2 separate regions of the Homo sapiens genome follow, and region 2 is linked to region 1. The links are chromatin loops, found by intact Hi-C in ENCODE. Cell type or tissue: K562. All regions are shown on one strand.

What was found. A loop is a pair of places that touch in the nucleus more often than their neighbours do. Peaks named below come from ENCODE experiments on the same cell type or tissue, not always from the same donor. Only the 100,000 strongest peaks of a DNase experiment are listed, where the experiment ranks them.
Region 2: it touches region 1 in a loop (2.7-fold over the local background); 4 of 110 quality-filtered maps call a loop at or near these places.

What each region holds. Positions count from the first base shown.
Region 1 is chr5:126,966,823-126,974,822 of GRCh38, forward strand. The region is part of intron 1 of MARCHF3 (membrane associated ring-CH-type finger 3); the gene reads right to left. Among named protein-coding and RNA genes, the nearest start is that of MARCHF3, 60 kb to the right of the region's middle. RefSeq lists enhancers at 5,642-5,731, 5,752-5,801. In K562, no CTCF peak of the experiment used is centred here; DNase peaks (open chromatin) are centred at 4,859 and 5,679.
Region 2 is chr5:126,841,617-126,849,616 of GRCh38, forward strand. No RefSeq gene overlaps it. Among named protein-coding and RNA genes, the nearest start is that of LMNB1, 68 kb to the left of the region's middle. RefSeq lists enhancers at 1-214, 3,697-4,666, 4,181-4,475, 5,721-6,547. In K562, a CTCF peak has its summit at 4,914 (motif pointing right); DNase peaks (open chromatin) are centred at 4,305, 4,915 and 5,915; H3K4me3 peaks cover 165 bases.

The DNA of each region.
Region 1 (8,000 bases):
TAACAGTGGCCTTAGAATACTGAGCTCTTTAAATTCTTGTATTTGCTTCTTTTCTGTTTCTCTCTTGTTGGGCTGTGAGAGCCTTTTTTTTTTTTTTTTTTTTTTTTTTTTTTTTTTTTTTTTGCTATTACCTATTTTCCTTTTTTTAAAGAATTTTTTATTTTCATATGTTTTTGGGGAACAGGTGATTTGGTTACATGACTAAGTTCTTCAGTGGTGATTTGTGAGATTTTGGCGCACCCATCACCCTAGGAGTATACACTCCTATTTGTTTTTCTATTGGAGTTGTTTTCCTCTCTTTTAATCTGCTAAGATAATCAAGTTAACAGAACTATATGTAGAACAGTGATCCCCAGCTATTGATTTTCAATCCAGCAATTGATTGGTTTCAAAAGAATCAACTGGAAAATTGTTAAAACTTACAGATGCCCAGACCCCATCCTTGGTGATTCTATTATCTAATTTGGCATACACGATATGCGATTCTTGTAAAAATATGTGCGTGTCTGAACAAATGTAAAAGTAGAGAAAACAGTGTAATGAACCACTACATATTCATCACCCTGCTTCAAAAATACTCAACATTTAGGCCTGGTGCGGTGGCTCAAGCCTGTAATCCCAGCACTTTGAGAGGCCGAGGCAGGCGGATCACCTGAGGTCAAGAGTTTGAGACAAGCCTGGCCAACATGGTGAAACCCCATCTCTACTAAAAATACAAAAACTAGCCAGGCGTGGTGGCCGGCACCTGTAATCCCAGCTACTTGGGAGGCTGAGGCAGGAGAATTGCTTGAACCCAGGAGGCGGAGGTTGCAGCGAGCCGAGATCCTGCCATTGCACTCCAGCCTGGGTGACAAGAGCAAGACTCTGTCTCAAACATTTTGTCAGCCTTTTTCATCTATCTGCCCCCTCCTCTTTTTTTGCACTAGAGCTGGGATTGGCAAACTGTAACCCCATAGACCACATCCAACCTGCTGCCTGTGTTTTAAAAATTGAGATATAATTAATATAACACATCATAAAACTCACTCTCTTAAAATATACAATTCAGTGGTTTTTAGCATTTTACAACATTGTGCAACCATCACCATTATCTAATTCCAGGGCATTATCATCACCCCAGAAGAAACCCCACACCCATTAGCAGTCACTCATTCTCCCCTTCCACCAGCCCCGGGCAACCACTAATCAACTTTGTCTCTCTGGCTTTATCTACTCTGGATATTTCATGTAAATGGAATTATACAATATGTGGCTTTTGGTGTCTGGCTTCTTTCACTTAGCTTAATGTTTTCAAGGTTCATCTATGTTGTAGAATGCACCAGTACTTTGTTCCTTTTCATGGTTGACCATTTCACATTTTGTTTGTTCATTCATCAGTTGGACAGTTGGGTTGTTTCCACATACATTTTCAATTCTACTGGGTATGCACCTAGGAGTGGAATTGCTAGGTCATATGGTGACTATTGTTTAGCTTTTTGAGGAACTGCCAAACTATTTCCCAAAGTGGCCACACCACTTTACATTTCCATCAGCAATGTATAAGGGTTCCGGTTTCTCCAAATTCTTGTCAATATTTGTTATTGTTTATCTTTTTGATTCTATCCATCTTAGTGGATGTGAAATGGCATCTCATTGTGTTTATTTGCATTTCCCTAATGACTAAAGAGGCTGAGCATCTTTTCATGTGCTTATTGGTCATATGTATACCTTCTTTGGAGAAATGCCTATTCAAATCTTTTGTCCAGTTTTCAATTGGGTTATTATTATTTTTGAGGCAGAGTCTCGCTCTGTTGCCCATGCTGGAGTGCAGTGGTGGGTTCTTGGCTCACTGCAACCTCCACCTCCTGGGTTCAAGTGATTCTCGTGTGTAGTCTCCAGAGTAGCTGGGATTACAGGTGTACCCCAGCAAGCCCAGCTAATTTTTGTATTTTAAGTAGATACAGGGTTTCGCCATGTTGGCCTGGCTGGTCTTGAACTCTACCCAGGCCTCCCAAAGTGCTGGGATTACCGGTGTGAGCTACCGTGCCTAGCCTATTTTTTTCAACTATTAAGTTGTAAGAATTCTTTATATGTTCTGGATACTAGACTCTTTTCAGATAAGTGATATGCAAATATTTCCTTCCATCCTATGGGCTGTGTTTTCACTTTCTATCTTGAAATAGTCCTTTAAAGCACAAAGTTTCAAATTTTAATTATTTTTTCTTTCATTGCTTGTGCTTTAGGTGGCATATCTAAGAAACCATTGCCTAATCCAAGATCATGAAGATTTACATGTGTTTTCTTATGAGTTTTATATTTTAGCTCTTACAATTAGTTCTTATGCATCTGAATTTTTAAAAAACTTATGTACTTCTAAGGTACAACTAATTTTAGAAAGTAAGAGTGAGTAGATTTTGATGGCCTCCAAGAGTTTAGAAAAAGGTATGAGCTTTGATGCACAATTTTACCCAACATATATATGTTGGATGATTGGAACTTTTTTTGGTCTACTTTAGGGTTTTTTGCTCTTTTGCAGCAGACAGCTGGGTTGTCCAGAGAGCTGATTCTGGAAAGGTGTATATTACTATTTAGGTAAATGGTCAGCTTCTAGTATCAGCAAAATAAAATACTCCAAACATGTTTAGGAGGAGCCCCTTACAGTCCCAAGTTTAAAAACACAGACTGTTATTTTAAGACATTTTCTATGTATAGAGCCCCACAGTTCTAACACAGGTATTTGGAAATGTAGAGAAAAGGAAGCAAAAATCAGCAGCTGGGACTTAGTTTCCAACCAAGGGAGGATGGCATGGATGGCTGCACTTCTTTCATTTGCAGACATAACCACAAACCATCAGTTGCTGGTTGACAGTTTGTTCTGGAGATGTGAGGCCAGTGGTTCTTAAACTTGAGCGAGCATTAGAATCACCTGGAGAGTTTATAAAAACCCAGATTCCTGACCCCCATCTGCAGAGATTCTGCTACAGGAGGCTGGGGTGGGGCCATTAATTTGCATTTCTAATAGGCTTCCAGATGCTGCTGGCCCTAAGACCACACTCTGAGTAGCACTACTTTAGATACATGGGCCAACCATCTCGCCCTGGTGCTTACCAAACATTGACCAAGCAAACATGAAGCTAGGTGACTCTCCTTGGGGATGAATATGATAATAATCTACTGAGAAATTCAAGAGGCTGTAAGTATCCCAATTTCATTAAAATTTCTAACCATTGGTGATGTCATTTCAGGTTCCAGGCTTATGCTCTTTTTCTTCTTCTTTTTTCTTTTTTTTTTAATTTTTTTATTTTTGAGACAGTTTTGCTCTGTCACCTAGGCTGGAGTGCAGTGGGGCAATATGAGCTCACTGCTTCCTCTGCCTCCCGGGTTCAAATGATTATCCTGCCTCAGCCTCCCAGATAGCTGGGATTACGGGCACATGCCACCACACCTGGCTAACTTTTGTATTTTTAGTAGAGACAGAGTTTCGCCATGTTAGCCAGGCTGGTCTCGAACTCCTGACCTCAGATGATACACCCACCTCAGCCTCCCAACGTGCTGGGATTACAGGTGTGAGCCACTGCGCCCAGCTGGCTTATGCTCTTTTTCTAAAAATTTGTCCACTTAGGAAAGTGTCTTGATTTCAATAAAATTAGCATGGATTAAATTACTTTTTTTCTTTTTTTTTTTTCTTTTGGTATTTGATCTTGCTCGATGAATGTGGACATCAGCTATGGGTTAGGAATGCTATTCAGGAACATCTAATGTGTTTGTGATAATGTATTTGACTTGTGGCCAAATGGTACTCTTGAGAGATGTGGTTGTGACTTTGACAGATTAAGCCAAAGTTAAATTCTGATGAAGTGCAAAGGAATTTTATCGGTCCCAGGATGGTTGCCAACTGTGTTGGGCAAAAGAGTGATTTTCCAAAAAGGTCCAGAGCAATCCGCATGTATTCTGTCACCTCTACTTCCAGTTTCTTCAAAGGCCAGCCAAAAGCTTCATTTTCCTACTTCCTGTCATTTCCAAAACCACAGCTTAAACCTGAAAAACAAATGGGAAGCTGTGTTCCTGCCTCTTATGATTGCTGCCACTTACAAACCAGCAAGAACAGAGCACAGCAAGCAGAGGAGAGTTCAGTCTTGCTGATGTCACATGAAGCAGAATGAGGACTCTGCTTGTTTGGCTCCTGAGTTTAAAAGATAAGTAGACAATTTATTGTTGGTAGGTTGAGAAAATTCAAGAACAGAGAGAAATCTGACAGTCTGGCCATAAGAAGAAATTTTTGCATTTATGTTCTTATAGCCATACCTGAAGTCAACTAATTACGTTTGGAGAGAAGTAGAATGCTTGCTTTAAGAAGAAAAAACAGGCTAGGGCGCGGTGGCACACACCTGTAATCCCAGCACTTTGGGAGGCCGAGGCGGGCAGATCATGAGGTCAGGAGATCAAGACCATCCTGGCTAGCATGGTGAAACCCTGTCTCTACTAAAAATACAAAAAATTAGCCGGGCGTGGTGGTGGGCACCTGTGGTCCCAGCTGCTCGGGTGGCTGAGGCAGGAAAATGGCATGAACCCGGGAGGCAGAGGTTGCAGTGAGCCGAGGTCGCGCCACTGCACTCCAGCCTGGGTGACAGAGCGAGACTCTGTCTCAAAAAAAAAAAAAAAAAAAGAAAAGAAAAAACAAATGTTCTATGTTGACCCTATCCCCAACATCCTTGCAGCAGGTCTATTGTACCTTAAGCTGTGCTCTAACTTCATTAGCAGGCTCTAGGCCTCTCTCCCAGAGATCACCCATGGGAGGGATCCAGCTTCCTTCACTCAGCAGCTCTTACACTGCTCCCAGGAGGAAGGAAGCATTTTGTTTTAAAGAGACTGCAACACAACCCAAAGGAAAGACAGTTATCTTAGTGTCCATATGTCCACAAGAGGAAAATGTGGGTGTAGCATTTTAATCCCAGTAAGTGACAATTAGTCACTAGGCTTCTAAGAAGTTTGACACTGTTATTCCTCTCCCCCTTTTCTAAATTGCAAGGGTAATACTGCATTTGCACAGAAACCATGCTAACTGGCTAGCTACTTCATTAAATTACCATATGATTCTTATTTTATGGGTACAAAACAGTTGATCTCAGTGAACCGGCAACTTAGAAACTTAGGAGGCAAATTAGAGCAATTACTAATAAATTATACATGTGGTAACTAACAATTTGTCTATCACCTAGAAATATGAGAAAAAACTGCCAGACTCCCTGGCTCTGCAATTCTGAACAAGTCTTTTCATTTTTTTCTTTTCCAAGACCAAAAGCTGTCATTATCCACACCAGTTATACCATTACTCTTGCTGCTTTCACAGAGTCCAACATTTATAATACAAAGTTAGGAGTACAACGAGTGGGATTTGCATTCTGTTTGGAACAGAGTGTTTGACTGCTTAAAATTAAAGAACTAAAAAAAAAAAAAAAAAAAAATTCCCAGAACCTCAAATCACCCCCTAAAAACCAGGAAGTGAGATTCATGTTAGCTTTCCCTAAGTAAGTTTATGGAAGAGATAATGGCAAGAGGTAGGGGCAAAGTATCTGTTCATTCATAATCACTACTGTGCTTCGTTTCTGGGCAAGGTAGTCTGATGAAATTAAAGGAAGTTCTGTGTTACAAGTCATGTGCTTTTATGGGGGAGGAGGTGAGATGAGGTCAATTAACAAGATATGATCTTTCTCTTCTCTCCCTGCTTGTCTCACCCAGGCCTCGGGTGTGCCATTCAACATGAAAGGTGTTGATGCCATTCATTAATTGAGGGTCAGATTCCTCTATCAGCATATTCCTCCCATCTGAGACTGCCTTACCTCCATCCACTTCCACCCCCAACAGGTTTCATTTTCTGCAGCTGCTGTCAAGAGCTACGTGGAGGAAGAGAGTGGTTTTAACAACTGCATGCTCAAATTTATTCTCACTGGCCTCTTGTTTGAAGGAAGTCCAATGTCTAGACCCTGGATGTTGAAACAGGATGTAAAAAAAACACCAAAAAAACCCTGTATATTTGAGAGAGTTTTGAAACCCATCCCAAATACACTCCAGCAATGGAGAAAAATTTGATTTTGGCATAATTTATATACCACATTTCTCCCCGTACCCAACAAAAGTGTATGCTAATGTCTCTATATCACATGATATATCAGTTTAAAATATTCTTTCTCTTTGCCTTTGTTCGTAGTCTCATTTCCACTTTTACTTAAAATTTTAATATCTTCTCCCCAGGTTCTTTATTTATTTTTGCTATATGCCTGAATATAAGACCTAATTCCATGTCACCAATATCTCCCTTGAGAAGCACTGATGTTAAGTAGAATAAAATGTAATCAACACTCATTGTTTCCTACCAGGACAACAGTAGGGTTTAAAACAAAACCAACCTCGTTATGAATTCCAAACGCCCTTCTAAATAACTCTGGGTGCCATTTCACAACCTGACCTGCATAGTTCCTTTAGGCTGCTGTGGGAGTTGTGACTATCCTGTGTCCACGTTTGCATGCTAGGTTGCACTAACCCAGTAAACACATTCTGTATCAGCCTGCAGTTTGTGGAGGTCCGAGCACAACGCATGGAATTCCACCTCTCTGGGGTTCCTGCCAGGTGGAGCAATCCAGAAGTATAGCTTCCACCTGTAGGGGAGGCGCCTGCAAACCTGGCAGCTCTGAGGTCACACTGCTCTTAATTCAGACCACATCTGAGCTCACCTAGCTAGATGCTAAAGCAGACAATTGCAGAAGTGCAGAGGGTGGCAGAGAGAATTTGGGGGCAATGATCCTCAACTCTCACATTCCTTTTGACTAAAATGCATTGTAATGACTCTACCTACTTCAGTAGTGCTAGGAAAGAGATGTGGATTACTGCCTCTGTGCAATGATAAAGCAGTAAGTTATCCGTATTAGTAAGAACATATATACGTTTTTGTAGTTCATCACCATCCAAATTGCCTAAGGTGATGGCCATAAAGAACATTATTTTCAGGCATAAATATAAGTTGGAGACTGAAGGATCTGTAAGAGGAATACTTTCTATCCAGAATATTAAGCAAAATCTATTTTTTTTTTTTTTTTTTTTTTTTTTTTTGAGACGGAGTCTCGCTCTGTCGCCCAGGCCGGACTGCGGACTGCAGTGGCACAATCTCGGCTCACTGCAAGCTCCACTTCCCGGGTTCACGCCATTCTCCTGCCTCAGCCTCCCGAGTAGCTGGGACTACAGGCGCCCGCCACCGCGCCCGGCTAATTTTTTGTATTTTTTAGTAGAGACGGGGTTTCACCTTGTTAGCCAGATGGTCTCGATCTCCTGACCTCATGATCCACCCGCCTCAGCCTCCCAAAGTGCTGGGATTACAGGCGTGAGCCACCGCGCCCGGCCGCAAAATCTATTTTTTAAAGTGAGGTGCCCAGAATGAAGAAAAGATGGATGGGGACCCTTCCCTCCCTCAAGCAGGTCAGATTGCTGGGAATGATGGTCCAGGCTCCTGGCCCCCATCCTTTCCTGTCAAGGCTACACCTAAGTGAGGGTAAAAAATCCTGGAGAAAACCACTGCAGGAGGCAGAAGCCTCCCCAGTGTGTCCTACTTCTGAATTCTGTTATTGGACCAAAAGAGCCCTCTGCTCTTCTCCTCCATATTTTTCACTGTTGCTCTCTGGGTAATCAGAGGCAGAGGGAAAAAAAAGTAACCTTTCCTGATACTCTTGCCCTTGTATTTTGTTCAAAACTCTCTGTTACCAAAGGAATGATTAGGAACCTCAGTTGGAGGTTCTGAAATCAAAATCATTGCGTTGATCAAAGGTAGGGCCTTTCTAGCACTGTTTGTCAGATGAACTCATTTAAAAGTGGATTTCAGGGAATCTTGACCAAGATTTCAGATCACCACACACAAGTTACGGAGACTGTGTTTACTCAGACAATAAGAAAGTACATCTCTTTCTGTAACCTAAACTCTGCTTCTTATTAAGTTTTTACATGTTCAGTCATGCTTTGAGCATTACTTTATT
Region 2 (8,000 bases), 130 kb before region 1:
AAGGAATGGAAAGAGGAGTGGGGAAAGGATTTAGGATCTATGGGGTCAGCTAGGTTTCCTTTTGTGAGTTTATATAATGGTTTTGTTAGGATGGCAAAACCAGGTATCCAAAGGCGAAAGTATCCAACCATGCCCAGGAAGGAAAGGAGTTGTTGTTTTGTAGAAGCGGTTGGGGTTTGAGAGATCAGTCGGACACGATTGGCAGGGAGAGCACGTGTGTTTTTATGAGAATTATGCCGAGATAGGTAACAGATGAGGAAGAAACTTGGGCTTGATGGAAGTAATGGGGGCTGTCTGTGAAGCTTTGCAGCAGTACAGCCTAGGTAATTTGCTGAGCTTGATGGGTGTCAGGGTCAGTCCAAGTGAAAGCGAAGAGAGGCTGGGATTAAGGGTGCAAAGGAATAGTAAAGAAAGCATGTTTGAGATCCAGAACAGAATAATGGGTTGTAGAGGCAGGTATTGAGGATAGGAGAGTTATATGGGTTTGGCACCACGGGGTGGATAGGCAAAACAATTTGGTTGATAAGGCGCAGATCCTGAACTAACTTGTAAGGCTTGTCTGGTTTTAGGACAGGTAAAATGGGGGAATTGTAAGGAGAGTTTATAAGCTTTAAAAGGCCATGCTGTAGCAGGCAAGTGATAACAGGCTTTAATCTTTTTAAAGCATGCTGCGGGATGGGATATTGGTGTTGAGTGGGGTAAGGGTGATTAGGTTTTAATGAGATGGTAAGGGGTGCATGATCGGTCGCCAAGGAGGGAGTAGAGGTGTCTTATACTTGTGGGTTAAGGTGGGGGGGGATACAAGATGAGGACGCAAAGGAGGCTTTGGATTGGGAAGAAGGGCGGCAATGAGATATAGCTGTAGTCCAGGAATAGTCAGGGAAGCAGATAATTTAGTTAAAGTGTCTCAGCCTAATAAGGGAACTGGGCAGGTGGGGATAACTAAAAAGGAGTGCTTAAAAGAGTATTGTCCAAGTTGGCACCAGAGTTGGGGAGTTTTAAGAGGTTTAGAAGCCTGGCCGTCAATACCCACAACAGTTATGGAGGCAAGGGAAACAGGCCCTTGGAAAGAAGGTAATGTGGAGTGGGTAGCCCCCGTATTGATTAAGAAGGGGACGGGCTTACCTTCCACTGTGAGAGTTACCCGAAGCTCGGCATCCGTGATGGTCTAGGGGGCTTCCGAGGCAATCAGGCAGTGTGAGTCTTCAGCCGCTAAGCCGAGAAGATCTGGGAAGGAGTCAGTCAGAGAGCCTTGGGCCAGAGTTCCAGGGGCTCTGGGAGTGGCTGCCAGGTGAGTTGAACAGTCCGATTTTCAGTGGGGTCCCACACAGACGGGACGCGGCTTAGGAGGAATCCCGGGCTGCGGGCATTCCTTGGCCCAGTGGCCAGATTTCCAGCAAGTGTAGCAAGCTCCTGTGGGAGGAGGTTCTGGAGGAACGCCTGGCCGCTGCAGTTCAGGCATTTGGAAGTTCTTATGTGCTGGAGATGTGGCTGGGGTTTGTCTCACAGTGGAGGCAAGGAATTGCAACTTTTTTCTATTATGGTACACCTTGAAGGCGAGGTTAATTAAATCCTGTTGTGGGGTTTGAGAGCCGGAATTTAATTTTTGGAGTTTTATTTAATGTCGGGAGCAGATTGGGCAATAAAATGTATTTTGAGAATAAGACGGCCTTTTGACCTTTTAGGGTCTAGGGCTGTAAAGTGTCTCAGGGTTGCTGCCAAACAAGTCATGAACTGGGCTGGATTTTTATATTCGATGAAAAAGAGCCTAAACGCTATCCGATTTGGGATAAAGAAAAAGGAGCATTAACCTTGACTGTGCTTTTAGCTCCAGCCACCTTTTTAAGAGTAAATTGCTGGGCAGGAGGGGGAGGGCTAGTCACGGAACGAAACTGAAAGCCGGACCAGGTGTGAGGAGGGGAGGTGATAAAAAGATTATAGGGTGGAGGAGCGGAGGCTGAGGAAGAATTGGCACCTAGCTCGGCCTGGCGAGGAGCAAGCAGGCTGGGGAGGAAGGGAGAGGTCAGATGGGTCTGTAGAAAAGGAAGATTAGAAAGACTCAGCGACACTTGGGGTTGGTACTGAGGGGACAGGCGGGAGGGAAAGAAGGAAGATTTGGCACGAGTTGCACTGGGCACAGAGACTAGGAAGGGACTGATGTGTAAAAGAATGCCTGGACGTCAGGCACCTCAGACCGTTTGCCTATTTTACGACAAGAATTATTTAGATTTTGCAGGATGGAAAAATTCAAAGTGCCATTTTCTGGCTATTTGGAATTACTGTCGAGTTTGTACTGGGGTCAAGCGGCATTGCAGAAAATAAGGCATTTAGGTTTTAGGTCAGGTGTGAGTTGAAGAGGTTTTAAGTTTTTGAGAACACAGGCCAAGGGAGTAGAAGGAGGAATGGAGGGTGGAAAGTTGCCCATAGTGAAGGAAGCAAGCCTAGAGAAAAGAGAGTAGAGAAACAGAGGGAAGGGGTTCGGGGGTTCTTACCTTCCAGAAAAGTGGGAAAAGGGGTTGGGGCGCAGAGATAAGAGGTCGGGGTGCGGAAATAAGGGATTGGGGCGCAGAGATATTAAGAGGTTGGGGCGCGGAAATAAGGGATTGGGGTGCAGAGATACGAGGTCGGGGCACGAAAATAAGGGATTGGGACACAGAGATAAGAGGTCGGGGTGCGGAAATAAGGGATTGGGTGCAGAGATAAGAGGTCGGGGTGCGGAAATAAGGGATTGGGACACAGAGATAAGAGGTCAGGGTGCGGAAATAAGGGATTGGGGCGCAGAGATATTAAGAGGTTGGGGCACGGAAATAAGGGATTGGGGCGCAGAGATACGAGGTCGGGGCACGGAAATAAGGGATTGGGACACAGAGATAAGAGGTCGGGGTGCGGAAATAAGGGATTGGGGCGCAGAGATATTAAGAGGTTGGGGCGCGGAAATAAGGGATTGGGGTGCAGAGATACGAGGTCGGGGCACGGAAATAAGGGATTGGGACACAGAGATAAGAGGTCGGGGTGTGGAAATAAGGGATTGGGGGTTCTTGCCCCGTAGAAAAGCGGGACTTGCCACTAAGGGTGAAGGAGAAGGGGTTGAGTGGTACTTGCCCCTCTCCCAGAAAAGCAGAGAAGGGGTAGAGACAAGGAGAGAAGGGGTTGGGGTACTTGCCCCTTCCCCAGAAAAGCGGGACTTGCCGCTAAGGGTGAAGGACAAAGGCAGGCGTCCCTGCGTGGTCTGACACCCTTGAAACGTGGGTGTATAATCAGAGAGGTGTCCCTGCAATGATTAAACACCAAGGGAAGGCTAAGGCTGCCTTCCCAGTCCGTGACTGGCGCCGGAGTTCTGGGTCCACCGATAAAACGTGTCTGCTTTGTCTCTCCCAGAAAATGAAAGGAATTGAAATTAAGAGAAGGGAGAGATTGAAGAGTGGAAAGGAGAAAGTGGTTGAGGGACAGTGAGAGAGGTTGGAGAAGAGAGTAAGAAGAGGCCGCTTACCTGATTTAAAATTGGTGAGATGTTCCTTGGGCTGGTCGGTCTGAGGACCTGAGGTCGTAGGTGGATCTTTCTCACGGAGCAAAGAACAGGAGTACAGGGGATTGATCTCCCAAGGGAGGTCCCCCAATCCGAGTCACGGCACCAAATTTCATGCACGTCTGTGTGAAGAGACCACCAAACAGGATTTGTGTGAGCAACACGGCTGTTTATTTCACCTGGGTGCAGGCGGGCTGAGTCCGAAAAGAGAGTCAGCGAAGGGAGATAAGGGTGGGGCCGTTTTATAGGATTTGGGTAGGTAAAGGAAAATTACAGTCAAAGGGGGTTTGTTCTCTGGCGGGCAGGAGTGGGGGTCACAAGGTGCTCAGTGGGGGTGCTTTCTGAGCCAGGATGAGCCAGGAAAAGGACTTTCACAAGGTAATGTCATCACTTAAGGCAAGGACCGGCCATTTACACTTCTTTTTTGGTGGAATGTCATCAGTTAAGGTGGGGCAGGGCATATTCACTTCTTTTGTGATTCTTCAGTTAGTTAAGGCCATCTGGGCTTATACGTGCAAGTCACAGGGGATGCGATGGCTTGGCTTGGGCTCAGAGGCCTGACAATCCGTGTCCCAGGGTTTTGATGGTATTGCTACAGAGGAATTTGGAAGTTTCCTGTGCCAGAGTCCCAGGACCGTTTTTGGGTCACTTTCTCACCTCGTGGTAATACAAATCTACTGTGACACTTTTACATGCATGGTTGTTCTGTTTTTCTCAAGTAGCTTCCTCATCCTGCCGAAAAGCACCGCCTCTCCCGCCGCCCCGCCCCGCCCCGCCGGTAGTTTGTTTTTGCTCTGGGCTGACAGGCAGTATTCTGGTAGTGTGAGGCTGCAGGGAGCAATGGAAGGTTCTGTGCTTTGTTCAACAATCTTCTAGGTTTCTAGGTTCACTCCCTTGCAAAGAGCTAAAGCTGTTTCCTGTCCTCAACTACCAGCCCTTAAGGCTTATATTCCAGATTTTGAATTCTTTGTGGCACCTGGACATTTCTTGTTCTTTCTTTAAAGCTTGGCTCTATTAAAACAAATTTTGTTCTATTTTCTCAATCTTGTAGTGGAAGGAGGGGTTGTCCATGTCATTTTAATCTGCTATCATACATGAGTGCATCTGTGTATATTTTTAAGAGATATGATTCTAAGTCACGTTCCTCTTGGGTTTCAATATCTTACCCATCATCCTTTTCATCATATCTTAAATTACAAAGAAATTTATTTGGATGCCCCTTCTTTTCTTGCCAAAACACATGATAAAATGAGAAAAATTGAAAAGAATCTTTAAATAATCCATACCCTCTGGATCATTGGCTTCTAAACAAAATGCAGATTTTTTCTTTTTAATTCCATTGCTTGAAGTAACAACATGGAATTTTAGGAGGTGCCACCAGAGGGGAATGTTTCTTAGGGTTCAAGCCTTTGAGTCCCTGAAGCAAGGCTCTAGTATCTGTGGTGTTTACACAGGAAAACCCAGAATTCTGAAGTTGGGACTGACTGTCCTTCCTTGTCTACCAAATTAGGGGGGGGAAATTCCATGAAAAAAAGGTATTGAAGGAAGTAGTTTTTAGAATTTTGTGTTTCTTCTATTTGGCTGCCTTACTGAAGGGGACATTCAGAGCCAGATTGATGAAAATGAGGCAAATACGTGGCAAAATACATGCAAAACTCACAGAAGTCATATTTCAAGTTCTCAGGGAGAGGCGTCACATTAGCAGTATTGAGTGGGAAGAGGAATTAACAGGGAACAGTACTGTAAATGGATGCTGCTTTGCTGTCCTGGAGGGTCAGAGTGAGGACAGAGAACAATCTTAGAGGCAGATCAGTAACCAGTTTGCCCTGGAGCCATGCATGGGACCCAGAGTGTAAAATCCCTCACTGCCTACGTCCTCCTACCCCTCACTTCCACAATAATGCATTTTCTTTCACTTTTAACAGCATGGTAAATCCTGTCCTCTCCTGACATTTCTCCAGAGACAAAATACACCTCTCAATTTAGGGACACAGCCTGCCTCAGTAGCTTAATTACTTTATAACAATAAAACACATATTCACCCAGATTTATGATGTGAGTGCTTCCTCCACCAATCTGAATTGGAATTCTCAGTTTAAATGCCAGCCAAGTTTGCTTTTAGAGAAATGCCGCTTCTGTTCCATTTTGGGTTTTTAAATACTTACTTTGGCTGTGTATTACTCCAAATGAGCTGCAGTCTGTGAAACCGGAAGATTTCTCTGCATTTATATGTCATTTTCTTAAATACTAGTGTTGTTTTTTTTTTGATGAAAAATAAATTCCTACTTGCCTTTTAAGACTTATCTTGTGACCCACTTGGCTTACAGCTGGTGGCCCTAATCCTCCCACTGTAGCATCTGCTGCTTTTCTGCATGGATCTGTCTTTGGGGGCAGACCTCACTGTGTAATTGTGATAGGGTGGAGGTCCCTTTGGTAGTGCGAGGTTTTCTTCAGTGTTTCCTGACTCAGTCTGGATAATGATTCTCAAATTGTCTGGTTTCGTCTGTTGAATACACGCGGATGTTTCCACAGCCCCTTCTAGTCCTGAGTCCCATGACTTAAGTTTAGCCACAAGTACTAGTTAAAAGTGTCCACTGTGACCAGAGGGACACAAATGTCTGACTGTGCTGAATGTGTTTCTCTGGCTTCCTAATGCAGTGGTTGAGAGTGATCTTCAGATGACCTGTTTTTTTATCTAGTTTCACAAACAGTCCCAGATCACTTGTTTTTCTCTTCTGATTTTCTCTCCATTGTCCACATTTAGGCCAAGGAGCCTCCCTCTCACACTGCCCTTTAGCGAGCAGTGTGACTGTGACCCTGGCAGTTAGTTCATTCTCTTCCTAGGACTGGGGTCATGACCCAGCCTTCCTCTTCACTGCCAGCTTTCACTCCCTTGTTACGCTGCCTCTTCCAACCAGCAGATGCCAGGAAGGGACTCAACCCAAGCTCTTTCTGGGATCATAGGGTTTTCACAGAATTTTCCTATGAACTGTTTTCCCAGCTACTGAATCAGATCATTTCTCTTTAAAAAATTTTTGTCTTGCTAAGAGGAAAATTGTTATGAAATTTGAACTCGGAAAAAAAAAATCAAGATCTGCAAACATTCATATTATGTCATAAAAGAAATAGTGAGCCTGGGTTCTATCCCGAGACATGTTGCATTTCATTACCAGGAAAAGTAATGCGTATTATTACAATCCTTCTGGGAGGGGTCCTTCCCTGGAGAAAGAAGGGCGTGGGTGCTAGAGGTGAATGCTTTGGGTCACTCAGGCAGACCTTATACCAGAAATCCCAGAGGGGACCTGAAGCTGGGCCCTTACCGGACCTTACAGCTGGGGAACACTGGGGACCCCACTGGGAGAAACCGACAGGGGCAGGGTCTGGAAACGCAGTGCTGCTCTGACATGTGGGGAGTACACACCAGCACGTGTTGGTCTCTGACACACGGGACACTTTCACTCTCACATAGGAAGGCAGAAAAGCAGCATAAGACCCATCAAGAGGAAGCAGGGTGAAAGGAAAGGGGGCAAACATTTATTGAATGTTCACTCATGCTTGAGTTGTCACATCAAACATTACCTTACAGCTCACAATACTGCATTATTAGTATTGTCCTTGTTTTGTAGATGGGATAACAGGCCCACAGGTTGTCATTTATTCACTTGTTCATTCCTTCACCAACCATTCACTGGGAGATTTAGTTTTGCCAGGCGCTACTGAGCAAGGCATCAAGAATACCAAGATGAGACAGCCAGTTCTTTTCTTGAGGAACTCAGTGTGATCACAGTTCTATTATCCTTGATGACTATGCCTATTCTGCTATCCCAGGGAGCTGTCAAAAAAAAAAATAACATAGCCAGTTTACTAATGAAAACGGTGCTATTAATTGTTGAAATGAATGGGAACAATTCCAACTGTCGGATAATCCCCAAATCCCTATTTAAAATCTCTGTTGTTTCTAATGTTCTTCAAATTAATGGCAAATGTAATAAACATTGTTTTCATGGTGAGGTTTAGAAAATGCTTTCTTGTATATTAGCTGATTTGCACCTCTCAGCGTATGAAGATGGACTTAGGAGCAGGAACAGCTCCAGCTCTTGCTCAATCTGCCTTCCTCCCACTATCGCATCGTAAGCTCTCAGATAAGGCAGAAAGCCACAGCCCTGGTAGAATGACCTTTCCTAAACTGGCTGTTTCAGGATGCACTTTCCCTGACATCAGGGAGGTAGTTAAGTGTTCTGATTTAAAACTCTCCTTTGGGGGGATAGTCACCTTTAGGTAAGCTAACACACCACCCAGCAAGTAGGTGAAAGCAGTTTGGACCCCAGTGATGCAATGTGTTACTGTATCTAGGAAGTGTTGAAAATGACCCAGAGGGTATGCAAGTACATCCAAGTTATCCTGATGGGGGTAGGGTGGGGATGCTGTGAATAACAGGAATTATTGGAACTGGTGATTCAGCTTTGATTGGAAA